7 separate regions of the Homo sapiens genome follow, and all the other regions are linked to region 6. Evidence: chromatin loops called from intact Hi-C (ENCODE). Cell type or tissue: endothelial cell of umbilical vein. All regions are shown on one strand. Region 1 overlaps ATP10D (ATPase phospholipid transporting 10D (putative)). Region 2 overlaps CORIN (corin, serine peptidase). Region 3 overlaps CNGA1 (cyclic nucleotide gated channel subunit alpha 1). Region 4 overlaps CORIN (corin, serine peptidase). Region 5 overlaps TXK (TXK tyrosine kinase). Region 6 holds the start of CORIN (corin, serine peptidase). Region 7 overlaps CORIN (corin, serine peptidase).

What was found. Hi-C counts contacts between places; a loop is a spot of excess contacts. Peaks named below come from ENCODE experiments on the same cell type or tissue, not always from the same donor. Only the 100,000 strongest peaks of a DNase experiment are listed, where the experiment ranks them.
Region 1: it touches region 6 in a loop (2.3-fold over the local background); 2 of 110 quality-filtered maps call a loop at or near these places.
Region 2: a loop joins it to region 6, with 10 times the contacts of the local background. A loop is called at or near these places in 26 of 110 quality-filtered maps.
Region 3: it touches region 6 in a loop (2.8-fold over the local background); 10 of 110 quality-filtered maps call a loop at or near these places.
Region 4: a loop joins it to region 6, with 7 times the contacts of the local background. A loop is called at or near these places in 66 of 110 quality-filtered maps.
Region 5: it touches region 6 in a loop (7-fold over the local background); 7 of 110 quality-filtered maps call a loop at or near these places.
Region 7: it touches region 6 in a loop (11-fold over the local background); 60 of 110 quality-filtered maps call a loop at or near these places.

The regions. Positions count from the first base shown.
Region 1 is chr4:47,489,229-47,493,228 of GRCh38, forward strand. The region is part of intron 1 of ATP10D (ATPase phospholipid transporting 10D (putative)); the gene reads left to right. It also overlaps the pseudogene RPL21P52. Among named protein-coding and RNA genes, the nearest start is that of ATP10D, 6.0 kb to the left of the region's middle. In endothelial cell of umbilical vein, a CTCF peak has its summit at 1,503; a DNase peak (open chromatin) is centred at 1,623.
Region 2 is chr4:47,666,867-47,670,866 of GRCh38, forward strand. The region is part of intron 10 of CORIN (corin, serine peptidase); the gene reads right to left. Among named protein-coding and RNA genes, the nearest start is that of MIR8053, 16 kb to the left of the region's middle. In endothelial cell of umbilical vein, CTCF peaks have their summits at 2,150 (motif pointing right) and 2,350; a DNase peak (open chromatin) is centred at 2,165; H3K27me3 peaks cover 550 bases.
Region 3 is chr4:47,932,105-47,936,104 of GRCh38, forward strand. CNGA1 (cyclic nucleotide gated channel subunit alpha 1) reads right to left here. Exons shown (of 11, transcript NM_001379270.1): 11 at 3,873-4,000. All of the region lies in intron 1 of LOC101927157 (a long non-coding RNA gene), which reads left to right. Among named protein-coding and RNA genes, the nearest start is that of NFXL1, 20 kb to the left of the region's middle. In endothelial cell of umbilical vein, a CTCF peak has its summit at 1,906 (motif pointing left); a DNase peak (open chromatin) is centred at 1,907; H3K27me3 peaks cover 295 bases.
Region 4 is chr4:47,703,342-47,707,341 of GRCh38, forward strand. All of the region lies in intron 5 of CORIN (corin, serine peptidase), which reads right to left. It also overlaps the pseudogene RPL15P7. Among named protein-coding and RNA genes, the nearest start is that of MIR8053, 53 kb to the left of the region's middle. In endothelial cell of umbilical vein, a CTCF peak has its summit at 1,619; no DNase peak of the experiment used is centred here.
Region 5 is chr4:48,085,493-48,089,492 of GRCh38, forward strand. It overlaps TXK (TXK tyrosine kinase), which reads right to left. Exons shown (of 15, transcript NM_003328.3): 10 at 974-1,145. Among named protein-coding and RNA genes, the nearest start is that of TXK, 47 kb to the right of the region's middle. In endothelial cell of umbilical vein, CTCF peaks have their summits at 1,844 (motif pointing left) and 2,051; a DNase peak (open chromatin) is centred at 1,809.
Region 6 is chr4:47,834,726-47,838,725 of GRCh38, forward strand. CORIN (corin, serine peptidase) reads right to left here and starts at 3,342. Exons shown (of 22, transcript NM_006587.4): 1 at 3,162-3,342. The coding sequence starts at 3,224. All of the region lies in intron 1 of LOC101927179 (a long non-coding RNA gene), which reads left to right. In endothelial cell of umbilical vein, a CTCF peak has its summit at 2,045 (motif pointing left); a DNase peak (open chromatin) is centred at 2,016; H3K4me3 peaks cover 1,305 bases; H3K27me3 peaks cover 183 bases.
Region 7 is chr4:47,684,643-47,688,642 of GRCh38, forward strand. The region is part of intron 6 of CORIN (corin, serine peptidase); the gene reads right to left. Among named protein-coding and RNA genes, the nearest start is that of MIR8053, 34 kb to the left of the region's middle. In endothelial cell of umbilical vein, a CTCF peak has its summit at 1,831 (motif pointing right); a DNase peak (open chromatin) is centred at 1,829.

The DNA of each region.
Region 1 (4,000 bases), 350 kb before region 6:
CATTTTCACACATCACATTAACAAACGTGGACAACAAATCAAAATGTATCATTTTGTTGGGAAAATTATTCAGTAATATGAGAAAATATTCATGATATGGAAAAATGTTTATGGTATGAGAAGTGGATAAAAGCAAGTTACAAAATGATATCCTAGTTTTGAAAAAAAAATCAACCTATGCACAGAACCCAATTTATTGGTGGGGAATAAACCAAAGATTAATAGTATTTATATTTGGGTGGTAGGATTATAGTTGATTTGTATTTTTCTCATGGTGTTAATATATAGTTCTAAAGTTTCTGCAGTGACTTATATTTTAGTTATCAGAGAAAACAAGTCACTATCCTAATGAAGCAATTAGTCCTAGTATAAAGAGCACATATATGATATTATATATCCCCTCTTTCACAAAGTCCCCCATCTCCCTTATTGTGTGTACTTTTATGTTAGGTATCATTATTTCTGAATTATTTCTCTGATGAGAACATTTGGATTATAAGGGAAATCACAAAACAAAGCTATTCTGCTCACATTCACTGTTTCGCCTCCACCTATTTTCTAAAATAATAAGCATTGTTGAACAGATTTGAGCTTTACTTCCCTTTAATTTCCTGTTGATTTCATTTGCCAGGGCCTACGGCTGATAGGTTTTAATTAAATACTCCTTAATTTCTTTTTCTAAAGTCTGCTTATTCAGCTTAAGGCCTTTTTGAATGAGGAAGATGGGTACTACTACATTCCTCTTAGTAAAACTTACAAGGTTTTAACTCTTTAGGTAGGCTAGGTAATACAAATCATAATTTTCTTGGTTATGAGAAGGAAAGTGAAAATCAATTTTGACCTGTCTCAAAATGTTGTGAAATCTTTTTCTTTGATTTATAGGATTCATAACTACTTAGCCTGTGTTTTTAAACTTTCATTTCCCCTTAATTAGACTATAATAATATAGTTAGAAGGTTTTAGTTAACATTTTAAATTATAACATCTCTTCTTCTTTACTAAATTCTTTCCTAGAGAGATGTCCTCAGATATTTTCTTCACAAATATTCTATTTATCTGTGATGTCCTTTAGCTAGAAATCAACATTTCTGCCTTGCCAAGGTCGAAAAATAATTGCCTGAATCTGAAGCATTATTATACTTTTAAGATCCCTAAGCCAAGGACTAAGAAAAAAGTGAAATGCTTTCAATGGGATATGGAAACTCTGAAAGGTAATTTTTACTTTGAGTCCCAGACTGGCTTTCTGCTCCCAGATTGTCTTACTTCATTTGAATCAGGCTAGTGCATGAGAAGAAGTATGGTGGTCCCAAATGCCTAATTTGTCACATCTTCTTTGCCTGCTTGATTTGGGTCATGGTCAGGATGGATGGGTTGATGATAGGAATATGTGGATATGTAGTATTAGGATGTAGGATTGGTAACGGGCAGAGGACAGGAGTGGAGCCAGCACGGGTGGTATAGGGCAAGTGAAGAACACGAGAGTGTGGCTCATGCCAGATTGTTGTGTTGCCCTTGTCAGCCAGTAGGATTGCTGTTGTCACAGATGTGTGCTCAGAGATGCCTTAGGAAGTCTCTAATGATCCTACTCCTTGTTAGGTAATTGGCAAACTGTCTTGTGAAGCACATTATTCAGGTTTTCCAGATGAGTCGTCCTTCCTTTTCTCCCTTTCAATGTATTGTTCACACTTCTTGCAAATACATCTTTTTTTTTTTCAGTCAGAAGTCTTTTATTTTATTTATTTTGTTAACACCTCTGATGCCATGTGTTCATAGGGAAGAGGTTCCAGCAGCTCAGGTTCCTTCCCATTGGCTCTCACAAAGTGTGCTTCTCTGGGTGGAGCAGGCTGGTGCTTCAGTTGAACCCAGGTACTTTTCTCTTTGGCTTTTTTCTTTTTCTGATCATTTTCCTTCATGCGTTTCAGGAAGGTATCTCGCCTATTAGAGTGCTTAATGTGCTCAATATGCACATTAATTCTCTTGGCAAGAATCTTGCCCTTAACTTGTTTACAACAATGCCAACAGCACGCTGGGGAACTTTGTAGACTCTTCCAGTTTTGCCATGGTAACACTGGTGGGGCATTCCTTTTTGAACAGTACCCATTCCCTTGAAATCTCCAATATCACGTCTCTTATAGATTCACAGGTATGTGGCCAAAGGAACAACTCCATGTTTTCTAAAAGGCCTAGAGAACATGTATGGGGTGCCGCTCCTCTTTCCCTTTGTGTTTGTCATTTTGGCGAATTACTGGAAGATGGTGGTTCTGGCCAAAAGGAAGTGCAAATAAATCTTATAAATGTCTGTATCATATCACAGTCTTCTCAGATATCTTTGGCAATTTCCCATATTCTTCATCTTAGCAAGTCAGGGCTTCAGTTTGGTCCCAACCTAGATTTTCATTTAATTTCGCATCACTTCTTAATTTGTACTTGAAACTGCTGCCATATTGAACTACTCATTGTTACTTAAATAAACAGTCTCCACCCTCCTTGCCTCCTTGCCTTTTCTAAAATCTATAAATCTCTTCTGTCAGGATTCTAAACCAGGCTCACTTATAATACCTTCTTTTCTGGGAAGCCTTTCCTCTTCTTCCTTTCTATCCTCTGACCTCGTACCATGCTTTCTCATAAGACTTTCTGGTTTCCCTAAATTCATATACTGCATGATTATCCTAATTTTATCTTTTTTATTGAACTAAATACTTGACCTGTTCTGGGGCTAGTTTATTCATTCCCAAAGCACTCAGCACCGTGCCTAGGACAAGGTAAAATAAATGTACCTTAGAAAATAAACTCCTAGAAGGCAGATAATTTTGTCCGTTTTGTTCCCTGGTTTATTTCCAGTATCGATAACAATGCCTGGCATATAGTAGGAGTGCCAAAAATATTAGTTGAAAGATTGAAATTACTGAGCACCTTCAGTGTGTTAGGCACAGTGCATTGTTTAATAAATCTCTTTACAAAATTGTGTGAGGTGGTGATATTATTTCCATTTTACAGATTTGGAAACTGATGCTCAGAAAGGCTAAAAGCTTGTGGTAAAGGGACAACTGTGAATCTGTTTGTCAAACTTGTGTTCATTCTGCTAATTGCTATTAGCAATTTGTTGCAGTTTTGAAAATAGCTAATTATATTATCAGTACTTATTCAAATTAAATGTAGTGTGATGTGTAGGTACCATTGAGTAAATTATTGGGATCGGGTATTTATCATGAATCTATTTTATAATTCCAATGAAGACCAACTTGTTTTTCATACCATTTGTAGTTTTGATCTGCCTCTTATTTGTGTTTATATACTATTCTTAGTAATACTTATAGGCCTCAGGTACAGTTTAAATATATGTGTTGAGACAGTTTAAGTAATTGACATGTGTAATCCATGCTTTTATTGCGTTAAGTCATGTGCTGAAGTAATTTTTAGCCACTGTGAAATAATGCTTCTCTATGTAATAATTATATTAATATTAATTCATCCACTAGCTTCCAAAAGAAAATCTTTAATACATTTTCGAAATTAATTAAATCTTTCATCTATCAGACTGAATTTTCCTTTTTATAGTTTAAACAAAATAACTAATGTTACCACCTATCTATCTTCATCACATATCCAGTAATATGCTATATTCTTTAAAGAAAATAACAGAATATAATTCAGAATTTTAGTCTCTAATGTGCTTATTTGCCTCATCTGTATAGCTTGAGCTAATAATCTGTGGGAGACCTTTAGAAAACCTTTGATGTAGTCTATTGATATAATCTTTTGATCTTACAATTTTTCAGGGGCTAAATTCTTTCCATTTCAGCTACAAATAACTCTACTTTCCTATTCATTATTCTTTTTATCTCTTACCATTAATCTTTCTTTTAAGCATGTTATTTTCCTTTGCTTTTTAAAAACTTCTGTAGTTACCCAAACAGAAAATAATTGCCCTATTTCTTGTATATAAGAAAAGTAGTTTCACTGATTATTTAAACAATAATATATACATCATTGGTATGGG
Region 2 (4,000 bases), 170 kb before region 6:
GTAGCAGCTTGAACATACTAAGACAGACATATTGAACAAAATGCTAGAGTCCAAAGGGAAAAGGTAGTGCAAGAGTGAACTGGGAAGCCCTCTGATATGGTCTGGCTGTGTCCCACCCAAATCTCATCTTGAATTGTAGCTCCCATAATCCCCACTTGTTGTGGGAGGGAGCCAGTGGGAGATCACTGATAATGGGGCAGTTTTCCCCATACTGTTCTCATGGTAGTGAATAAGTCTCACAAAATCTGATGATTTTATAAGGGGTTTCACCTTTCACTTGGCTCTCATTCTTCTCTTGTCTGCCACCATGTGAGACGTGCCTTTTACCTTCCACCATGATTGTGAGGCCTCCCCAGTCATGTGGAACTGTAAGTCCATTAAACCTCTTTCTTTTGTAAATTGCCCAGTCTCAGGTATGTCTTTATCAGCAGCGTGAAAACAGACTAACACTCCTTCCAATGATAAATGTGGTTTGGGCAGCTTTGGGGGAATACAGCAGAGAGGCTCCCAGCTCCCTCTCTCTGTTTGCAGTAGATATGCCACATTCCCTGTGTGGAGAGGCAGGCAAGCAAGTGTCCTGGTAAAATTCGCCCAGGCAGACCAAAGACTCCATGCCTTATTGAGAGTGATTATTCAAATTAAATTTAATTATTTGACTAAGAAGTGGTATCCATGCAAATAGATTTGCAATAAGGACTGGGCTGAAATATTAAAACATCTCCAGGACTACTTCTTAATTGAAAGAATCCGAGGATATCACAGATATTATATTTATAAGGAGGCTGATGTTGGCCTGATTAAAAAAAAATGATGCATGAAGTGCAATATGACTCTCAGTTTGCTGAAGAAGACACAACACTGAAAGGCTGGCATAATCTTGAGGATGAGTCAGAGTGGAGAGAAGACTAGACGGAAGAGGTTTGGGGTTGGTCGGTTCAGTTTATCCTTTCCTGTGATTTGTGAAGGAGGGGTTGGACATTATGGACTAAATGTTTGTGTTCCCCCAAAATTCATATGTTGAAATCCTAACCTCCAATGTGGTGGTATTAGGAGGTGGAGGCTTTGGGAGGTGATTGAGTTATAAGGGTACAGCCCCCAAGAATGGGATTAGTGCCCTTATAAAAGGGACCACACAGATCTCTCTCGCTCTCTTTTCACAGTGTGAGAATACAGTGAAAAGTCAGCCATCTGCAGCCCAGAGAGGGTCCTCACCAGAACCTGACCATGATGGCAACCTCATCTCAGATTTCCAGCTTCCAGAACTGTGAGAAATAAATGTATGTTGTTTATAAGCAATAATGATTTGTTATAGCAGTCTGAACTAAGACAAGAAGTAACATTTAAATATTTTGTTACAAGATTTAAAAATGCATGTTTTTCATAACAATAAAAACACTACAAAGATGCAGAAAGAAAAAGTTCAACATCTCTCCACTCCCCTTTCTGTTACCTTCCCTGCAAGCCAACAGAAGGCTTTGAATGCTTCCATGCCTTTCCCCGCTCACATTTATCCATACATGCCTTTGCACACTTAGACAGGGATTTCTGTTTGCTTTTGCCAAAGCAGAAGCATACCATTCCTATCACCCTTCAATTTGCTTTTGTTGCTTATTTGTCATGACCATCTTACAAGTCAGCACATGCAGCTCTAACTCTATGCTTTTTTCCTGATATCTTTAATATACTTAAAATTTTACACAATTGGTTCACTTACAGATATTTCTGATGCAGTCCTTTCTTTCCTTGTGCATACCCTCCGTTTCTTTCTTTCTACCACCCCATCAAGGTTCAACTTTTTATTGATGTATTTCACTGAAGATGATTAACAGAACATATCGCATGAATAATTTTTCTCTTTTTTACATGTGGAGAATGTATCACTTTTGATTTGGGTTAAGACATAACTTTTAAGTGTTTAGGAGCCAAGGAAAAGGAAAGGATTAAGTAATGATCATATATTATTCTGTAGATCTTTATTGAATTCGGTAAGGTTTATTGGATCTTGAGTTTTATTCCTTTAAAGGCATTCTTCACAGAATGCTAAGCAAGATAAACTCTCAAAATACCTGTCAACCCCAAATTCTATGATTTATGATATCAATAAGCTTTTTTATCTTAAGCATTAGGCTCATGTGTGATCCTGATTTAAAAATCGCCACTAGAGGGAGATCGCATCACAAACGTGAGGATATTTTAGGGCTGCAGAACTGTGCTTCCGATATAAGTTTGATGTAGTACCCAGTACAGTGTCCCGAACACAGATGAGGTTTAATAAAGATCTGTCAAAGAAAAAAATCCTGATGGAATCTCAATGGTATTCCACCTTTCAAAGTCTGTAACAAGATTCGTTCAATTCAACCTAAAGATGGGATCGTTAACTCAATGGTGTTATATCGTTATGATGTGATACTCTGAAGTTACTAGAAATCATGTATTAAGCGATGGTCATTTACATGAAAAATGTGACTTTTCTACATCTAGCTGCGTATATAATAATATTCAAAAATTCATCTTTGCCTCAAACTCTAAATCCCTCTTTAACATTATTATTTTTAATAGTTTGATATTATTTTAAGGTGAACATCCTTATAACTACCTCCCAGGTCAAGAAACTGAACTCAGGCAGACACCGCAGAAACCTTCCATATATCTTGTCTTATCTCAACTGTCTCACTTCCTTGCTCTTCTATATATATATATATATGCTTTTTTTTTTTTTTGTGACAGAGTCTCGCTCTGTCACCCAGGCTGGAGTGCAGTGGCACGATCTGGGCTCACTGCAAGCTCTGCCTCCTGGGTTCGCACCATTCTCCTGCCTCAGCTTCCCGAGTAGCTGGGACTACAGGTGCCCACCACCACGTCCAGCTAATTTTTTTGTATTTTTAGTAGAGATGGGGTTTCACCATGTTAGCCAGGATGGTCTCAATTTCCTGACCTTGTGATCTGCCCGCCTCGGCCTCCCAAAGTGCTGGGATTACAGGCGTGAGCCACCGCACCCGGCTTCTTTATAATTTTATTACCTAAGTGTGTACCACCCCTGGATATTGTAATTTAGGCTTGCCCATTTTTTGAAACTTGTCCTGTCTTTTAAGTCTCTCGTAGTCTTTGGGTTCCTCCTCCATTCTTTTGTTTTTCTTTATAATTTAACTATAGAAGAACCCAGACATTTGACTTGTAGGGTATACCAGCTTTTGAATCTTGCTTATCGCACACTCCTGGTGAAGTTAAACACGTTCCCCATTCTTTCTATTTCTGAACCTCGGCAGCTGAATCAACAAGAGTGGGCTGGGCTTCATTCCATTCACAAGACTAGAAGTGGCTAAGCTGTTCTTTCACCAGAAGCCACATCATTCTGATTTCCCTCTTTTTGTGATGTTAGCAGCTGTAGATGCTCCATGTCTTCATTCATTAATTCAACGTGTTACCAAATGGTAATATTGTATTCAATCTTTTTTTCACTTATTAGAAAATGCACATGGAAATGCTTTTGTAAATACATCATTCCTCTCTTCTACTATTTGCTCCTAAGGACAGAAGTCTGTAACCATTATAGTGATTGGCTTCTCTACCACATGACTACACCGTTTACTCCTACCAACTGAAGCTTGCAAAGAGAGAGTAGGAAATTGCTAGACCCTTAGGGAATTATTCAAAAAGCAAACCTGTTCATTTCTTCCTTGGTGTTGAATAAGAGGGGAAAATGCACGAGTAAGCGTAAAACTAAAGGTTGACGAACACTGTGGGAGGCTTGAGAGAGGGCCTGGGACATGACAGCCATGCCTGGATTTCACAGCCATGGTCAGCATGGGCACAGGGAGGCAGGAGAGACATGCCCAGGAGTCGCTTTTGCAGGTTCTCCCCATTGTCTGGATTGCATACCACAAGGGAGAAGTGATGGATTAGTCCCTCCACACCGGAATGAGGAGAATAGCATTCCTGCTCCTACCCTCAAAGGCAAGGACACATCTGTATTTTGCCTCCCAACATGGCACAGAAATGT
Region 3 (4,000 bases), 97 kb after region 6:
CAGATCGCTTGAGCTCAGGAGTTAAGTAAGACCAGCCTGGGCAACATGGTGAAACCCCAACTCTACAAAAAATACAAAAATTAACCCAGCGTGGTGGCAGATGCCTGTAATCCCAGCTACTTGGGAGGCTGAGGCAGGAGAATTGCTTGAACCTGGGAGGCAGAGGTTGCAGTGAGCTGAGATCATGCCACTGCACTCCAGCCTGGGTGACAGAGCATGACTCCCTCTCAAAAAAAAAAAAATGTAGCTAGGCCTGGTGGCACATGCCTGTCTGTAGGCCCAGCTACTCAGGAGGCTGAGGCAGGAGGATCGTTTTAACCCAGGAGGCAGAGGTTGCAATGAGCCAAGATTGTAGCCGCTACACTACAGCCTGGGAGAGGGGAGTAAACCCTAACTAAAAAAAAAAAAAAAATCTGGGTGCAGTGGCTCACCCCTGTAATCCCAGCACATTGGGAGGATGAGGTGGGCGGACCACGAGGTCAGGCGATTGAGACCAGCCTGGCCAACGTGGTGAAACTCCATCTCCACTAAAAATACAAAAATTAGCCAGGTGTGGTGGCACGTGTGTGTAGGTCCAAGTAGGTCCAAGTAGGTCCAAGTTGGTCCAAGTTCTTGTCTCATGACCAGGAAGAATTAGGCACATGGACACTGGAGAGTGAGTGGAGTAGAATTTATTAAGCGAAAGGAAAGCTCTCAGCAAAGCGGGGACGTGGGGTAGTGGGGGTGGTTCCCCTACCCAAAGGTGGGAAAAAGTCCCCCAGTATGGCTGAGCTTGGGGCCTTTTATGGGCTCAGAATAGGAAGTGCATGCTGATTGGTTTGTGAGTATGCAAAAAAGATTAAAGTGAAGACATCACTCAAAGGTGGGCACAACAGTGTAGAAAACCAACAGAAAAGGGTAGGTATATGTAAAGTAGGTGAAGGGTGGGGATCAATCAGAGGAAAGCATGCCAAACGGAAAGACAAGTTCTCAATCTGGTCTGAGAATTTAACTTGTAGCTTGGCTTTCAGGCTTTAAACTGTCTTCAGCTTGGAGGTGGTGTTTCACCAGGGACCTGCCCCTATCTGCCTAGGCATGTGGCTGCCTCCTGCCTCCCTCAGTGAGACTCAGTTTAAAAAAAAAAGATTCCCACTCTCACTCAGTTTCTAATACTCTACATTCTCAACAACCTTACTATTGCCTGGCCATGATTTTTGTATTTGTAAAATGAGTAGGGATGGACTAGATGATCTCTGAGGCCTTTCTACATTCTCCTTTCCCTTTCCTTGAATTCCCCACTTTCTTTCTTCTTCACCTAGAGATAAACTAGTTTAGGGGATATCAAACTATTTCTTTTGAGTCTACACACCTGTTGATTCATATTTTGTATTCTGAACAGTCTATAAACCTGGGCATCCAATAACACAGTTTCAGTTAACACGAGGAAGAACATTACCTAAATTTACAGTGTCCTAAGTAGGTTTATTTCCAATACTGTTAAATCAGTAGTTTTAAGACTTTTTAAAGCAATGGACTTTTTAAAAATAAAAATGTAAACTTAATTTTAATATAAACACCGTTTGCTCCATTTTGTCCCCTTTTGTTTATCTCTAGTACATGTCTTAAACATCAGTAAGCTTTTTGTAATGTAATTATTATTATTCCCTTGGTGAACTTCCTGAAATTAAGAAATATTCAAATGCTTCAATGTGTCTTATTACTTTATCAATTAAATTTAAATTTTAAATTTTATTTGATTATGTTTTCAGTTCAAACTAGTATATAGTTTGTATACTAAAATCTTCTGGAAATATTTGTGTCAGAGAAATATTACTCTTTATTGCCAAAGAGCACTGATTACACCGCTTGTAATCTCTAAACAGCTTCGGGCTTTCAAGGTTATAATTGTAGACCTACATTGCCACCTAATGGTAGGAAGCTTAATCACACCATATTTTAAGTTGGAAACGGGTTTTTTTTTTAATGTATGCAAAATGTTAAAGCAGTCTCTTCCTATGAGAACTCTATATTATAATAGAGTTGGCAGAAGAACAGGGTAAACACGCACCAGACTTATTGGCAAGACTAGAGATTGAATTTCTATTCCCTCACTGATCTACCATCTCTGAGTCCCAGCTCCTCTCAGACACAGGTATTAAGGATCTTCAGATTTCATCCTACCCACCTCCCCACCCTCACTCCTGTCCTTATGCCAAACCTGTTCTAGTCCTCATATGTTAAGATGCTAGTTCTGGATGACCAATTGGCGTCTAGAATCAACTTGGAATATGGCTGGTGTCTGGGTTGCTAAAAGATGAGTTCCTGCTTTAGCATCCACATGTACCCAAGTCAACACTCTTATCATGAATTTCCCTAAAGCCATATGTTTCCTGTCTTTAAAAAAACTCCCTGATGAAGCTGGAATCCAATTATGAACCTCTGCATTGCACCCCAGGTGCCTGTAAACTAAAGCCCACAGTGCAATTTCAGCACATCAGATTCCTCTCTACATGGAGGAGTCACGAAAAAAAGAATAGTTGGCTAAATTCGCCTTACCCCAAGACTTTGAGCCAAGAATCAGCCACCTGTCCAATGTAAGCATCAGCAAGACTATAGAGCTTGGGCCAGGGGTCACCAAATCAGAATCCTTGGCTATATCTCTAGCCCAGATGAGAGTCAAAGTATTCACCCTAGTCCTGGATGCTGTAATTAGGGGTGCTTCTTCTTGGGAGCCAGCTCTAAGCCAGGTATGTAACCCTCATTCTCCCTATCTTACCATATCTACCTGGTATGGGTAGCCAGTAAGCCTCTTTACACTGTCTTAGAGGTTTTTATAACAGGCAAGAAATGGCACAGAGAAAAAGAACAAAACGCAGATGAAGAAGTAATAACAAGAACAAGAAGAAAAAGAAAGGAAAAGGAGAACTTGTGTCAGAGAGAAATACGTTATGGTATTATATACAACGCACCCACTCCAGGACTAGACATTTCTGTAGTGAAGATATTGAAGGAACAGCCAAGATGAATGGAAACACAGGACTTCAAAGACATAATGTATAGTTCAATGGATATTCTACTGGTACAATAGAATAAAATATGCCATCAGCATACCCCAAGCAAGGTCTGTTTAAGTATCTGAAATGTCAAATTAACAAGAAGCCATTTTTAATCATGTCATTATAGATAGGGATAGAAATCTTCTAGTGATCTGTGTTAAGAAAGATTTTTTGAGCCACATCTGGGTTCAGCAGAAGATGGCTGATTGATTACCAATGTTTTCCACATCCACACACTTGCCAGATAGTTTCCTTTTCTTTTCTAGGACCATCCTCTCATTAACTCCTTCCTGGTTCTCTACATGCATGCTTCTCAAGCTTCAACGTGAATATGAAACACTTGCTAAGATGCAGATTCTGATGCAGTAGGTAGGGGTAGAGCCCAGGATTCTGCATTTCTGAGAAGCTCCCAGGTGATGCTCATGCTGGTCTCCAGAAATTTCAAGTCGCCTTTTTTAACATTATGACAATTTCCCTTGTTAATCGTCCAGAAATATTATTACTTTATCCCTTTTTCTTACTGCTGGCCAGGCAGAGAAGTAAAAAAATAGCCACTGCTGTCAGGTCTTAGTAATCAGAAAAAAATTAAAATTTAATATAAAAGATTCCTAAAACATTTTATGATTTTCAATGTAATATATCTCTATATCTATGTGTGTATATATATATATATTCATAAAGTCTGATTTATCATGCTTTATTGGTAAAAAGTTTCTCTCAACCACTCTTTCTCAGTCCTAGACTACAAAAATAATTGATTTTCCTTAAAATGACCCTGAAGTTCTGCAAGATCCTAAACTGCCTGCTAAATTATCAAATAACTCATTTTCACTACAGTTGCATAATTAATTTTACTTTATTGCAGTCTAATTTTTAAAAATGTTATCCCAAATATGATGTACATGGTAATTCTCAGTTACTTCAAATACGCTTCACTCAACAATGGAAATGGCATGAAAGTGAGG
Region 4 (4,000 bases), 130 kb before region 6:
AATAATCAGATAACTTCCATTCTGAACACTACCATAATTAAGAGAAAAAAGTTAATGGTGAGGAAATGAGTTCATAAACACCCTGATATCCACACTAATACTGAATCTACAGACCAGAAAAGAAACTATTCACAATCATGACCTGAGATAGGAAAATAAAGGTAATCTTGTAGAAAAGCAGAGATTGGTATTTAAACTTACACTATCTGCGCTGCTTTGGCGAATTACTTAACTTTTCTGAGCTTCAGTTTCCTTACCTGAATCCCACCTACTTTGGGATCGTCTCTGAGTATATTAATCAGTAATGGACATAAAGTGCCGAGCACCAAATCAGGTAAGGCCCAGTATGTTCTGTTTACTAAGGCTGGGAAGTGTACAACTCACCTCTGAAAGATGGCCATCTCAAACTATTGAAAAACGCCTTTTGCTTAAAGGGTTAACCTGCAGTTAAGCTGAGGTCCTAACCCCCAAACTTATGGATATAGCATATCTACTTAGACTTGGAAGGTAGGGGCACCTGGGTTCTTTGAAACAACCCAGATAACTGGAGGAGAAAGTGGTCTCAAGTGATCAACACACACAGGCATTAATACAACAACATCTAGGAACAGAATTATTTAATACGAACTTCTCTTTGGCTCATAAACAGAAAAGGAAGTCAATTGCTTCAGGAAAGTTGATTTTCACTGTTTAATCGTTTGTGTCCTGTTAAATGATTTACACGCTGGTGGAACACAGAGGTCTCTGGATTCTTTCTCCCAGGCTCCTCCGCTTTTCTACTACCGCATGCCTTTCACAGCACACTACATAAAATCTCTCTCAGTATCCCTAGTTACCAGGATTGCATATAACAAAGCCACACAGACTAAACCTAACAGGGGAAAAAAAAATTAACCTTGCGTAAAACTAAATACAAGCACAATTTAATTAACTCGCATTCCAGAGTCATAGCTCCCAATTTGCTAAGTCTAGAGGATTGGTTACACAACATCCAAGCACTCAGCAGGGAGGGGAGAAAAACTGCTAAAATGTTTCCAGAATCTTCACAGGACTCACATGTTCTTTTATACTGGTAAACAGGAATGATGGCCCCTGTGAACAATCTATAGCCATCCAATCAAGGAGACAGAACGAGCCAGGGCAATAAGGGGTAAGAGGTTCAAAGAGGTTGAAGTTTCAGGAGAGACTACAGGGGAAGAAATGTACAGAAAATATCTGGCCTTAAGATTAGCCCTGAGTCAAGCAGAGAATGGTCTACTTTATCCATAAAGAGGGAACGCATTGAGCAGATAACGGGAAGTCAAAAACTGTGCTCCTATTCCTATGAACTCTCATTGCTGCAATTTGAGCAGATACAGAGTCTCCTCTAAAAACACGCTATCGATCAACTGAATATGCTTAACCCCGAGAGGTTTCATAACATGAAGATATGTCAGTGGTGGAGGGTGTGGGAGGAGGGGCTGAACTCAGAATACAGGTGATACTTCTGAGAGAAGGTTCATTTTTTTCCACTTGACAAAAGGGTAGGACACGTGCAGTTCCCAAGCCATATCACACGATGGCAGCCATACTCAGCACGTAGTCGCTGTGAGGCACACACAGGGAAGAATTCAGCCTGATCCCCTCAACTGGTGAGAGGCATGGCGACCCAGTGGATTTCAGCTAAGAGATATCTTTTCTGAAGGGCATACTTGGCTTGTGATTGCGACTGAGTAAATCTGAAATAATGAAATCCCACTTCTACCAATGATTACTTAAGGTAAGTGAAAGCCCTTCACAGTTTATGCCTACTCCTACTGTTTGCACACATTTCTACTGCTTTTTTTCCCCCTGACTGGTTTATCAGAGCTCCTTGTGTTGCAATTATTTTCTCCCAGTGTTTCCTGTATTTGTCTTTTAAATCTATAGCTTCTTCAGCTACATGAAAGTTTTGCAAACGTGAAGTCTAACATGTCAGTCTTTATGGTTTACGTCTTCATAAACCATGCTTATATTTGTGATAGAACAAAAACTCTGTGAGGGCAGTGAATTTTACCTGTTTGGTTTCTTGCTGTGGCTGAAGGACCCAGAAGAGTGACAAGTGTAGAGCATGAACTAAATAAACTTTGCATTCACCTAGAGCCTTTCTAAAGCAGATGGAAAATACTACTGCCAAAATTAAGAGATACATTCTGGCCACAATACACCAAAAACAGGCCACAAGATAGAGAAACTAGGTCAGATTTCCTAATAGTCAAAACTGATTTCGACGTGGCCATAGGGGGAGGAGACAGATTGATCAATCGGTTGATTTTTGTTAAAATAATCAAGCTTCCCAAAAGCCATAGTCAAAATGAAAAATACGTAGCCTGACCTCTCAAAATGCTTTCCAGATTCAAATTTCAGCAAAAGGGAAAGAAATTTATTAACTGCTTTGAAGCCAGTACCTTTCTTAACACCTACCACAAGAGGGAGACCACATCATAAATTCAAGCACACGGCCCGTAAAATATTTGTGAAGTGCCCCCCGTGTGTAACAGTATTTGAAAACCATCCTATTTCATGTGTTTTCAGTATTTATTTTAAAACAAAATCATAGCTCTTTTAAAAATCATTTTGCATTTTACATGCCAACACAAAAATATGAATCCTCATAAACCAATAACTATGTTATTTGTGCATTTATTTTAGAATTTGCTTTTTACATTCTTATAATAAACAATAACTTCAGAAATTCAGTTTTTACTCAGCCAGTTTTGTTTCAAATGGCTTTTTATACATTTTTACTACTAATTTGTACATAATGTGATTTCTGTGGATGCTGAATGGATTTTTCAGCAGGTGATCTCATTACAAGATAATCTCATTACAAATCCCTGTTAGAATTTCTCACCGTGGTATCCAGATTGAAATGAAATTCTTCACAGCTGTAGAAAAGTTCTTCCGAAATTTGTTGGTATCATAAGCTCTAAACTGCTCTACTCTATGGACTTTCAAGAAAACTACCAACTTTTGCCTTTCCGTCTGGCGGCAGCCATCAGGTAAGCCAAGATGGGTGCATACAAGTATATCCAGGAGCTATGGAGAAAGAAGCAGTCTGATGTCACGCGCTTTCTTCTGAGGGTCCGCTGCTGGCAGTACCGCCAGCTCTCTGCTCTTCACAGGGCTCCCCGCCCCACCCGGCCTGATAAAGCGCGCCAACTGGGCTACAAGGCCAAGCAAGGTTACGTTATACATAGGATTTGTGTTAGCCGTGGTGGCCGAAAACGCCCAGTTCCTAAGGGTGCAACTTACGGCAAGCCTGTCCATCATGGTGTTAACCAGCTAAAATTTTGCTCGAAGCCTTCAGTCCGTTGCGGAGGAGCGAGCTGGACGCCACTGTGGGGCTCTGGGAGTCCTGAATTCTTACTGGGTTGGTGAAGATTCCACATACAAATTTTTTGAGGTTATCCTCATTGATCCATTCCATAAAGCTATCAGAAGAAATCCTGACACCCCATGGATCACCAAACCAGTCCACAAGCACAGGGAGATGCGTGGGCTGACATCTGCAGGCCGAAAGAGCCGTGGCCTTGGAAAGGGCCATAAGTTCCACCACACTATTTGTGGTTCTCGCCGGGCAGCTTGGAGAAGGCGCAATACTCTCCAGCTCCACCGTTACCGCTAATACAAGTAAAGTTTGTAAAATTCATACCTAATAAACAATTTAGGACAGTCATGTCTGCTTACAGGTGTTATTTGTCTGTTAAAACTAGTCTGCAGATGTTTCTTGAATGCTTTGTCAAATTAAGAAAGTTAAAGTGCAATAATGTTTGAAGACAATAAGTGGTGGTGTATCTTGTTTCTAATAAGATAAACTTTTTTATCTTTGCTTTATCTTATTAGGGAGTTGTATGTTAGTGTATAAAACATACTGCGTGGTATAATAGGCTTAATAAATTCTTAAAAGAAGAGAAAAAAAAGAAAACTACCAACTTTTCTCAGCAACTATCCTATGAAAATTTTGTGACAGTCATTTCAA
Region 5 (4,000 bases), 250 kb after region 6:
AAATACTAGGTAGAAGCGGGCAGTTCCCCAGCAAAATCCCCACCTTCAAGCCTGGAAACCTGCTGCCCTAAATGGGAACAGGCATTTTTATTTTTGTGCCCAGATGCTGCCCTTTCCAAGACTGCTCTAGCCTGCCACACCCCTGTACTGTGCCCATATAAACCCCAAGCTCCATTGGCAGGTGACAGAGCAGTGCAGCAGAGAAGAAGAGAAGAGGAGGAGTGTCTAAACATTGAGAGGAGTTCTGCTGGGGGCAGTCAGAGACGAGATCGGCTGCAGGATGGTCAAACTCCCAGGGAAGATCATCTTCCCACTCCATCCCATTTCCAGCTCCCCATGCATCCCGCTGAGAGCCATCTCCATCACTCAATAAAATCTCTGCATTCACCATCCTTCAAGTCCGTGTGACCTGATTCTTCCTGGATGCCATACAAGGACCCAGGTATCAAGAGGGCAGGATGCAAAAGGCTGTCACCCTGACTTTCCACTGAGGTGGTTAACACTTAGCCATCTGCAGACAGAAAAGCTAAAAGAGCATTGTAACACCTCTAGACACTGTCGTGGGGCCAGAGCCCAAAAGCACTCACCCTGGCTCACCTGCATGCTCCTCCTCCCGTAAGGGATTTGAGCACACAGCGGCTGAGTAAATGAGCCACCCTCTTCACAAGGCATTCTGCAAAGGTGTCAAGGGAATTCTCCTGTCTCATCACTTACATAAATTCTCTTATTTAATTCACACATTGATCCAGTGAGGTAGGTACTTTCATCCCATTTTATAGATGAAGACATTGAGGCTTGGAAAGGTGAAATAATTCACCCAGGTCACACAGTGGTCAAATAATGTGCCTGGGTTACACAATGAGCTTGAGCAAAGTTGTGACACAAATCCAGGTGTGGCTGCCTCCAAAGCTCATGTTGTTTCCATGACACCAGGGCATGGTATGATATTTATCAGGGTGTTGTTTATACGTACATCATCACTTTGGCCTCTTCAATGAAATCCTCTTCAGACATGGAGCCTTCATTGATGGCCTTGATAGCTACCTGGATATGTGACCGCCATTCACCTAAATGGACCACTCCAAACTGACCGCTTCCAATCTCCTTTATAAAAGCCAACTCAGATGGATCTATCTCCCACTTTTCTGAAAAAGTAAAACATCCATGTTACAAGTAGAAAGAAAGACTGTTAAAATATTAGGGCTGGAAAATGTTTAGGAAGTATCTATTATTTGACAGAGAGGTTAAAAAATGTATAAAGTGGAGAGGATATGAAGCCATTTTAATACTCTCACTGTGGCTTAAACGTAATTCAAGGACTCAAGTTTCAAAACACAAACTTTATTTATTTGGTGATGTTTGTATAACAAATTAAGGATAACAAAATGCACTCTCTGCTCCCAAAGACAACAGCGAACACACTTCTGTGCCTTTCTAAACTAAACCTACCAAAACTAGACCTGGGACCCAAAATATTTATGTTCCCAGTCTGGTTTTTTTTTCCTGGTGAGTAAACTTGTAAGGCAAATAAAACTGTGATTTCAGTTCTTCCTGTTGGTCTTCTCACTCCATTCCTAAAGGGCTTTTCTCCCTTGATACTTTTTCTTCTTAGGGAAAAGTCCAATGAAATCATCTAATAAACAAATTCAGTGTTAGAAATCTAACCCACATATATCTAAGAGTATAGCTGAAGTGAAATTTTTACTGTATATTTCTCATTTTATAGAAGCAAATCAGGAAAAAATAAACTGTTTTTAAAATAACCCTCTTGAAAACTGTACCAAACTTAATGGTTTAGTGTCTCCTTTTAATACAGCAATACCACCATCTGCTGGAACTTTTGAATAATGCATTTAAAAGAATTGTAAAATCTGATAGTCCCTTCTACCAGCTATGCAAAGTATTCCCCCTCCCTATAGAAGGTATGTTTTATTTTATTATTATTATTATTTTTTTTTTTGGAGGAAGGGTCTCACTCTCTCACCCAGGCTGGAGTGCAGTGGCACGATCTCAGCTGACTACAAGCTCCACCTCTTAGGTTCAAGTGATTTTCCTGCCTCAGCCTCCCAAGTAGCTGGGATTACAGGCACGCCATCACGCCTTGATAATTTTTTGTATTTTCAGTAGAGACAAGGTTTCACCATGTTGCCTAGCCTGGTCTCAAACTCCTGAGCTCAGGCGATCTGCCCACCTCAGTCTCCCAAAGTGCTGGGATTATAGGCATGAGCCACCACACCCGGCCTCATAGGTATGTTTTAAAAGTAACATGGGAGGATATATTCATGGCCTTGGAATTGGCATAAATTTATTCAACAGAATATAACCACAAAGAAAAATATTGATAAATTATACTTCATAAAACTTCTGTTCATCAAAAATACCCCCATTAAGAAAGTAAAAAGTTAAGCCACAGAAGATATTTCTAAAATATACAACCAACATAGAATTCTTATTCTGAATATAAATAAATCAACTAGAGAAGACATATACCCTAACTTTTTTAAGGGTAAAAAATGTGAATGGAGTATTCTCTTATGAAGAGAATATCCAAATGGCCACTAAGCCAAATTGATAAAAATAATTAGTCATCAGGGAAATGTAAATTTAGACCATAATGAGATACTACGACACACCAGATTGGCTAACATGTAAAAAAAAACCTAGAATAAAATATTGGCAAGGGCAAAGGTATGGAGCCGCTAGAACTTACATATTGTTGATGGGAGTGTAATTTGGTATAAGCTCTTTAGAAAACTGACTGTATCTACTACATCTAAACATATGCATAGCCTATGACCCAGCAGGTGTACACTTAAGCACATATCCAACATATGCTGGAATGTAAATGTGCACTTAACTTCATCAAAACACACACAAAAATGTTCTTAACAATATTATTTGTAAGAGCCAAAAATTGGTAACAACCCGAATGGCCATCTACAAGAAGCATGGCTAAATCAGTTGTGGTATGTCATGCAGTGTAGCACTGCACCACAGTGAAAATAAACCAACCCCACCCAGGACCATGGATGAAACTCACAGATGTAATGAGGTGAGGAGGAAGCCAGACACAAAAAACTGCAGCGTCCGATTCTGTTTATATAACGTAATCAAACCAGGCAAAACAAATCAATCTATAGACTTATGAGTTGTACACTATTCTATTTGTTTTTAAATTTTTTAAGTTTATTTTTAAGAAATTAAAAAGAATCATGTTTAACTTAAGTAAATTGTTAATGGTAGAACTTTGTATTATATATACTATCTGTGGGCCAGAGGAATAATACAGGCACCAATAATAGCCAGAAATCTTGCTTCCATCCCACTTAACTTAATGAGATCCTGAGTCCCAGTTACTTTTTTCCCAATATATTGTGTTATTAATTTTTTCAGTACATTCTGAATCCCACTATTGAGAGAAGTTTAAAGGAATAAAATGTCACCAAATTAGAAAATAGGATTCCCTGGCACTTACGTATTCTCACAGATTTACAAATACCACATTTGCTAGAAAGTGGTTCAAATTGAACTTTGTGCATGTTCTATTAGAAACAAAAAAAAAGATGAAGACGATACTTTCAGCAGCTCTTTTTAGTAGCTTCTCTTGGAGAGGAATCATTTCCCAGGCACCCTTGAAACCAAAGAACAACAACCCAAACATCCAAATAAAAAGAATTGTAATTTATCAAAAGGGTGAAGATTAAGGCTCCTGGTAATGTAACAGTGAAATCTGAAGTCAAACGGAAGCATTTCTCCCCAAAGTTTAAATTGTCCTTATGAGATGCACATATTTAAACATCTCAGAAGGGTGATGTAAACTTTGAGAAGAAATGTTTCTAGATAGACATTTCGGAAGTGCTGAGAGTTCAAAGAATCAATAGGGAACTAGATTCTTTTTTTTTTTTCCTTTTTTTTTGAGACAGAGTCTCACTCTGCTGCCCAGGCTGGAGTGCAGTGGCATGACCTCAGCTCACTGTAACCTCTGCCTCCTGGGTTCAAG
Region 6 (4,000 bases):
CCTATCACATTGTTTACATTAAATATATACAGGTTTTTGCTCGCCAATACTTCAATAAAGTAGTTTTTTAAAAAAAGGTTAGGGAACCTTCACCAGAATATACCACTATTACATAAAGTACTTCTAGTACGTATTCCACAGTCTGCAGTGTCCTTACCAGTGGTCAGTAGTACCATCTACATTTTCTGACCAAGGAAACTGAGGCCCAGCAAGATTATTTGACTTGCCCAGAGCCTTGCGGTTCTTAAGGGGCAGAGTCAGAGGTCTGACACCAAAGCTCCTACTCTTCCCACCAAGGCAGGTCATCTACAGCACCTTCTACTCTTAAGGGGTCTGCCATTTCCACCCTCTCTGAACAGACATAAAACAAACAAGTGTATTATGTCTGTGTGTGTCTTTATGTGAGTGTGTAGACTCTGAGGAACAGGTAAGTCTTGGAATCCCTTGAGTGTTTAGTGTGAACCTAGTATGTTTAGCCAGCCAGTATCAGGTCAGTACCCTTTAGCCAGCCAGCCTCATTTTCCATTTGGTCCAGCAAAATGGAATGCCAAGAATAGTGATGGGGCTAACAGGATGCATGAATCCATACTTGTTGAATAACTTATTAGGTAGAAGTAGCAGGTCAAACAAACCTTTCCCCCTCAGATACGCTCAGCAACAATTCAGTGTTGCGGCTCTCCTGCTCCTCAGAGAGCTCTTATTACCCCAGCAGTGGGGACACTCAGAAACCCTAAGACCACAAGTCTTTGTGTTGAAAGAGGCTACAAGTGCGGAAAAGAGGAAAAATAAGGAAAGGAGTACCTCATTAACAGTATGGAGATTTGAAAGTACAGGCTTTTGAAAGTGACTCTCTGAAGCTCCTGGGCCACTCAGCTTCTCCTCTAACTTCCTGTCTGCCCCCAACAGTGGGGGAGGTCAACAGAGGGGCTGGCCAGTCAATAGAACTAGCAACTGCTGAAATCCACATGAAGCTATGGTGGAGAATGTGACCCTTCCAAAAGGAAACCACAGCTGGTTGTGGAATGCAAGATGCGGAAGCACTGATGCCTGCCTTCTATGCTGTTGCTATTGTGATTTCTGCAGCATTATGAGGAAGGTTTCTGATGGAATGAATTTTGCATCTTTTAAGAAAGTGTCTCTGTACCTGGATATGTGCTTGATAAGGTTAATAGAGCAATTCTTGGTGTGTCTTTTTAACCCACAGGAAGGTTAACAGAGGCTTTCATCGTTGGTCCTGTAAGCCTACCCTGAAAGGAACTTTCTGGAAAGAGTCCCCTCCCCCTTAAAAAATGCCTTATAGAATCTTGGGGTTTTGAGGTTGATGTGTTTCCACACCCAAATAACCCCAAAATAGTTCATCCTATTGAAATTCTTGGTGTCCTGGAAAGCATTCTATGGAAAACCTGCCTGGTCAGCCAAGCCCACACGTGAGTCTATGCAGACATCTCCTCTAACCTCGCAAGCCCCAGGAACCTCCTCTAACCTCTCAAGTCCCAGGATCTGAGGACCAATTTTTAGCACAATCTCACACAACAAACCTATTGGGCACCTAATAATAGAAACAAGCTAATGAATGTTTTGACTGTGACAAAAAAAAATGGTTTAATAACTTTTTATAAATGCATTGTTTCTTCTCATTGTCTCAGGGTTATGCCAAAATTAATTTCAAAACTATCTGCTTAAATGTGTCCTTGGACAATAATCACCAGTAAGTCCTGACTTCACCCCCTTTCTGGTAGCGGTCTGACGTTCCTTTGCAGAGTTTCGCTTCCATCGATAAGTTACTTTAAATAAAAAGTTAAAATAAAAACTAGAAGCCACAATTGTGCCTATGTCAGTCATCGAAGTCTTGTACAGGAGTCCGTCTTCGCAGCGCATCGTTCTCAGAAGTTTCCCGCGGGAGGAAAGCTCCACTTTATGAATTACTCGAACAGCTTCCCTGGGAATGCCCAGCCCCGAAGCTTCCCTGCTGAATTCAAAGTCAGAGCTCCCAGGGCTCGGTCCCAGGAACCGGGAGCCGTGCAAAAAGCGCGTACACTGCCATCCACTGGCCCCGAGCAGGTAGTAGCAGGAGTGAGGCGCCTGCCACGGGAGCTCAGGAACTGGGTCCCAGTAAGATCCGACAAGACACCACCTCCCTTCCGCCCGCACAGCCTGCCCTCTCTGCCTGCAGCTAGCGTCACCGGTCGGTCCCCGATTCGGAGCAGCTGGGACCCTCGCGGTAGCAAGCGGATTCCGGGGCCCTAATGACACCGAAGGAGAGGGGCAGCCGCAAATTAGACCTTCTTCCTGGGGGCTCAGGCCAGTAGGGACTGTCCGTGGTGCCCTTCCCTTTCTTTCTCCTCCTGAACGAGAGCCAACGCTGCCCCTTCCCAGGACTGGATCTGAGCCAACCAAATCCTACAGCGCAGAGCCTGCGCCCCCGGCGGCCAGCCCTCCTGTGCCTAGGCAGGTTCACGCCGGAGAAAGTTTGCACGCAGGGACCTACAAGTTCCCAGCACTCTGCAAGAGGGCCAGTTCTGGGATGCCAGCACTTAGGACGGGCGAGTGATCCCCAGGCACCAACTGGGGGCCGGGGAACCAAGCGCGAGCCCGGGCTGTGGAGGGACCGACACCCAGGCGCTCGCAGCTGGGGAAGGGGGCTTACGTCTGGGGCAGGCAAGACTGCTGCACAGTCCCTCCAGCCACCCGGCGCCCGAGACGCCGGCGCAGACAGGAAGCTGTAGATCCCCGAGGGGCTGGCTCCGACAGCTCCACCTGCAGCCTCCCCTGCCGCCAGTGTGCAGCCAAGTCCACTAGATGCTTGGAGGGCACCGTGCGGAGGAGGGACTCTGCAGGAAAGGTGGCATCACCCCCGGCATGGAGACCGGGGTCTCCGGATCGAGCCGACTCGAACACTGAAGGAAACCCTGCCCATGACCCTGGGAGGGTCTCGGACGCCGGGCGACCGGGGTGGTGGTCGGGACCAGGGCCGTGCGCCTGGGAACTGGGTGCAGGGCGCTGAGCGCGGAACTGTCAGAGCGGGAGCTCACCGGCGGCTGGGGAAGGAGGTGGCATCGGGCGGAGGAGAGGACGGGGGCGGGAGGGGCTGACCCTGAATTCACCGGGACTAAGAGGCCATCACACCTGGCTGCGGTAGGACAGCGAATCATCGATCTTACCGGCTTTGGGGACCCGGCTCTGCGGCAGCGCTCTTCCGGAGCGAGGGCAGGAGACTGTTTCATGGATAAAAAGTCTCGCTTATTCTTCTGTCCACTTTTATCTTGGTCGCTTTTCTCTCCTCTACGTGTCCCCCGGGGAGGCACTACGGATGATTTTCTCCAAGCTCAAGAGAGACAAACTGAACTTTAAGCGCCAGGGGCCCCATATTTTGTCTGCTCTACAGATCCCACCCGCGGGCCACACCCTCCCTTCACTCCCGTCTCTGGGTCCCACCCATAATAACCCGTAATGACAGATCCTCCGTGTCCCCACCTCTTTGCATTCAAAGAAGTTATTCTTCAGGGGCATATGGAAAGTCAGTTTCTGCTGGTCTCCCTCAAAAACTTACACTCCACGAGGGCAGCAGAAAAGGACAGGACGATTAAGTTTAAGTTGTGGAAGACTGGTTGGGAGCAAAAGAGTTACTTTTCTCCAAATTTGCCATATCACATCGAAAGCATTTTCTTTTAACCAGAGTGTAGCCAATCAAAATTAACTGCAGGCGCTGGCAATTAAAGAACAAGTTTATCTCAAAAAAGGTTTAACGTTTGGAGGCCATTATTTGCATCAGGCATATGGAAACTTGCGTTCTGTTAGGTATGCTGAAGAAACTGCTTTTGCCAGACTGCCTGAGTCTTTGCTGAGGCTGCAGGGACAAGGGAGAACCCCACCCTGACTGCTTCCAAAACCCTAGTTCCTGATTTCCTGCAGAGGGCACCTACAGGCTGAACCTAAAAGGCGAACAAATTCCTGCCTGTCATTCAAAAGCAGCTACCTTTTCTAAGGCAGCGTCAAGGAG
Region 7 (4,000 bases), 150 kb before region 6:
TGTGTAAGGCAATTCAATGGAAAGAGAATGTTCTTTTCAACAAACGGTATTGGGACAATACTAGAATAATATTTGCAAATTATATGTATGATAAAGAAATTTGGATATCCAGAGTCTCTATAGAACTCTTACATTCAATAATCAGACGAAAAAGAATTCAATTATAAATGGTCAAAAGACTTGAATAGAAAGTCTTCATGAAAGACATAAAAACACATGAAAAGGTGCTCAACGTTATTAGTCATTAAGCAAAGGCAGCGGGAGGTGAGAGGGCAGGACAAAACAAAAGAAAAAAAAATAAGCTAAGGCAAATTAAAACCACAAGAAGATATAACTACACATCCCTTAAAATGGCTACAATGGAAAAGATGGATAATAGCAAGTATTGGCAAGGATTTTGAGAAAATGAATCTCATGGATCTCTGGTGAGACTAAAATAATAATGCCACCTTGGAAAACTGGCAGTTTCTTATGAAGGTAACTGCAACCTTACCATACAATTAATTTGTGAATTCCACTCTTAGGAATCTACCCAAGATAAATTAAACATATATCCACATGAAGATTTATATATAGATGTTCACAGCAGCATTATTCATAAGCCAAACACTGGAAAAAAATCCAACTACTCACTAACTGGAATGGACAAACAAAACGTAATACTCATGCAGTGAAATACTACTCGGTGATTAAAAGGATGAAACTACCAATATATGTGACAGTATGGATGAACCCCAAAAAGTTACGCTGTGTGAAAGAAATCAGATACAAAAATTACATATTATATGACTCGTTTATGGAATTCCCAGAAAAAACAAATTTATAGAAACAGAAATCTGAGAAGTAGTTACAGTAGCTGAGGGATTAGAATTGGTGACTGACTACAAATGTGTGGGAGATAAATTTTGGGGGAGATGCAAACATTCTAGAACTGTATTGTGCGGTTAGTCGCATAACTCTATAAGTTTACTAAAAATCAATAGATGAAATTTATAGGATGTAAATTATACCTCAATAAAGCTGTAAAAATGTTTAAAATCAATATATGTAAAGAAATCTGCATTTTACAGAAACTAGATTTCTTAAGTATATTTTTATTTCCCTTATTTAAAGTAAATTAAGTGCAAAACAGTTTGCTTAAGGCTGGAGAAGGAATACAGAAAATAGGCGGAATTTCAATAGGGTGGATGTAATGAAAAGTTTAGCATATTTCAAGCAGATGAAATAGCAAGAACAAAGGAAAGAGGCAAAAAAATAGGGCACGTTTGAAGATCAGTCTACTTGGCTGATGAAGGCCAGAAATCAAGCAGTCAGTGGTTCAATCTCCTGAATTCCAGCTGATTGTTTCTCCTCAAGCAGAAGCCTGTATCTCATACAAGTAGCAGCCACCACTTTACTGTAAACATCCCATACTAGATGACGATTCGTTATCCAAAGCCTTTGGCATTGATCAGTTAAAACATTAGGCTTGCCAAAATATGACACTTACATATACATGAATCATAAATTACTGTTTCAAAAAAGCACTCTTCTAAAAAAAAAACAACTTAAAGTTTTTAGAATCACATCATTTTAGGAATGGAATGGGCCTTAGAAATCACCTGTTCAGTGTCTTCATTAGGAAGGTGTGTATGTGCACAGACACACACACGCATATATACACGTAAGTCCATACTTATAAGCATACAGAACTTTGTAAGTACTTTTTATTTTTCACTTCCCCCAGCCTGAATAATTTTCAAATAAGGACAGCCACCATAAGGGAAAATATAAGAACTAAGAAGTCCTAGCGATCACCTTGACAACGGTATTTTATCCCACTCAGCAGAGGGCGCTATTTCCCCACCCTGCACCCCCACTGCTGAATGAGGCTACAACACATGTGACAGCTGAGTGGAAAGGTTATGACACTGGTTCTTCTGCCCACAGGGTAGATCTGGGGAATTCGTGCATCAAGATATATACACTACCTTGTGAAATTCTAAAAGATCTTTTTGATGTTTTTTTGTCTTAATCTAAATTACTCTTGTGGGAAGTTTTGAGTCAACATGCTAGAATCAGCAATAGCCCGGGAAATAAGGCTTCTCAACTTGACGATCAGTGCAAAGTATACGCATGCATTCGCCCAGAGGATGGGGGACAGTGTTTCAGCACAATTTAAACCCTAGGAGTTAATTTCTTTGTAAGCACTACACTCACTTTTTTTGACAGTAGGACTACTAGGGAATCAAATACCCCTTTCAGAATCTGATTAACCTAAGAACACACCAAAAATTTCCAAAAGTTTATTTGTCTTCTATGAGGCCCATTCTAGGACCCCTGGTAATTCATACTAAAACACTGCATTGGAGATATTTTAAAAATTGATGTCCTCATTTATTAAATTACTTTATAAATGGAGAGGATTCAGGCATTTTTTAAAAATCCTCATTGTTCTCCCAGGTGTGGATTCAACTTTCTACTATTATAACTTGCTTGGTTAGAAGCCATTTTTAGAAGTGAGATACAAAATGAGCTGCATTTGGAAAACAATCTGTTACTTCCCTAAGGTCTGTGTGATTAGTAAACACGCAAAACCTTAACCAGAGGCACTGCAAAGCCAGAAATACAAATGGCAAATGCAAATACAGTAGCAAATGGCAAAGATCACAGTGTCTCCTTTTACTGAAATAAATGTTTATTTGACCTGGAAAGAGATGTTGTCAGTGCAATTTGGGGCCAGCAAATCAAAATTTGAAAAAGCTGCTTGCTGTGATTTTCTTGCTCAATAACAAGCATAATTTTGCATGGCCTAAGGTAGATGTTTTTCTAGACACACCTTTTTTTTTCTTAAGGAGAGCTTGATACAAAATGTTTCTTCTGAAATTCTTGCATGTTAATATTGATTTCAGTTTGGCATCTCATACGCACACTATTAATTCTTGTCTCTCAAAATTATTGTTAAATTAGAGCAGAAAACTAACACACAGAAAGGCTTTTTCTCAAAGGCTTCTTTCAACTGTACAGTCTCTATGACTATAAACATGAATGTGTTGCCTCAACTCAAGATGCAAGTACGGATGCTCAGTTTCCACCCACAGAAGATTAAATATGGAAAGGACCAGAGGTTATTTCATCCAATCCTCTGATTCTGAAATGACCAGAGGAGTTAGACGGTCTGTCCACTGTTGCTCAGCTCATTTACAGCAGAACCATGAGAAGAACCAGGCTTCTTGACTCTCTGAGTTCTTTCTACTATTGGCTTCCAGCTCTAGAAAAGGGTTTCTCAACGGCAGTATCATTTGACATTTTGGACTGGGTAATTCTTTGTTGTTGGGGGCTGCCCTGTGCAGGGTAGTTTGTTTAGCAGCATCTCTGGCCTCTACCCACTAGATGCCAGTAGCACCTCCCTCCACTCTCACAGTTGTGACAATAAAAAAAAGTCTCCATGCATTGCAAAATGTCACCTAGAGAATTGAAAATCATGTTGCACAGTATACAAACATCACCTGAGTGCAAGGCCTAGCTTTAATCCCATCTTTTCCATCAGCTGTCTACGCAATCCAGCTTCTAGTAATCTTACTCTTTTTACTAGAAGGACTCCCTGCTGCTGCCTTTTTTTGTTTGCTTGTTTACCTCAATTTTTTTGACTTTGTGATATTGCTTGTGTTATACTGTTTTAAAATACCATATTTAGGCTGGGCACAGTGGTTCACGCCGGTAATCCTAGCACTTTGGGAAGCTGTGGCAGGCTGATCACTTTGAGCTCAGGAGTTTGAGACCAGCCTGGGCAACATGGCAAAACCTTGTTTCTACAAAAAATACAAAAATCAGGCCTGGCGTGGTGGCTCACGCCTGTAGTTCCAGTTACTCAGGAGGCTGAGCCTGGAGAATTGCTTGAGCTCGGGTAGTGGAGGCTGCAATGAGCTGAGATCACACCTCTGCACTCCAGCCTGGGTGACAGAGTGAGACTCCATCTCAAAAAAAAATTTTAAAAAACATATTTAATAGTTTCTATGTG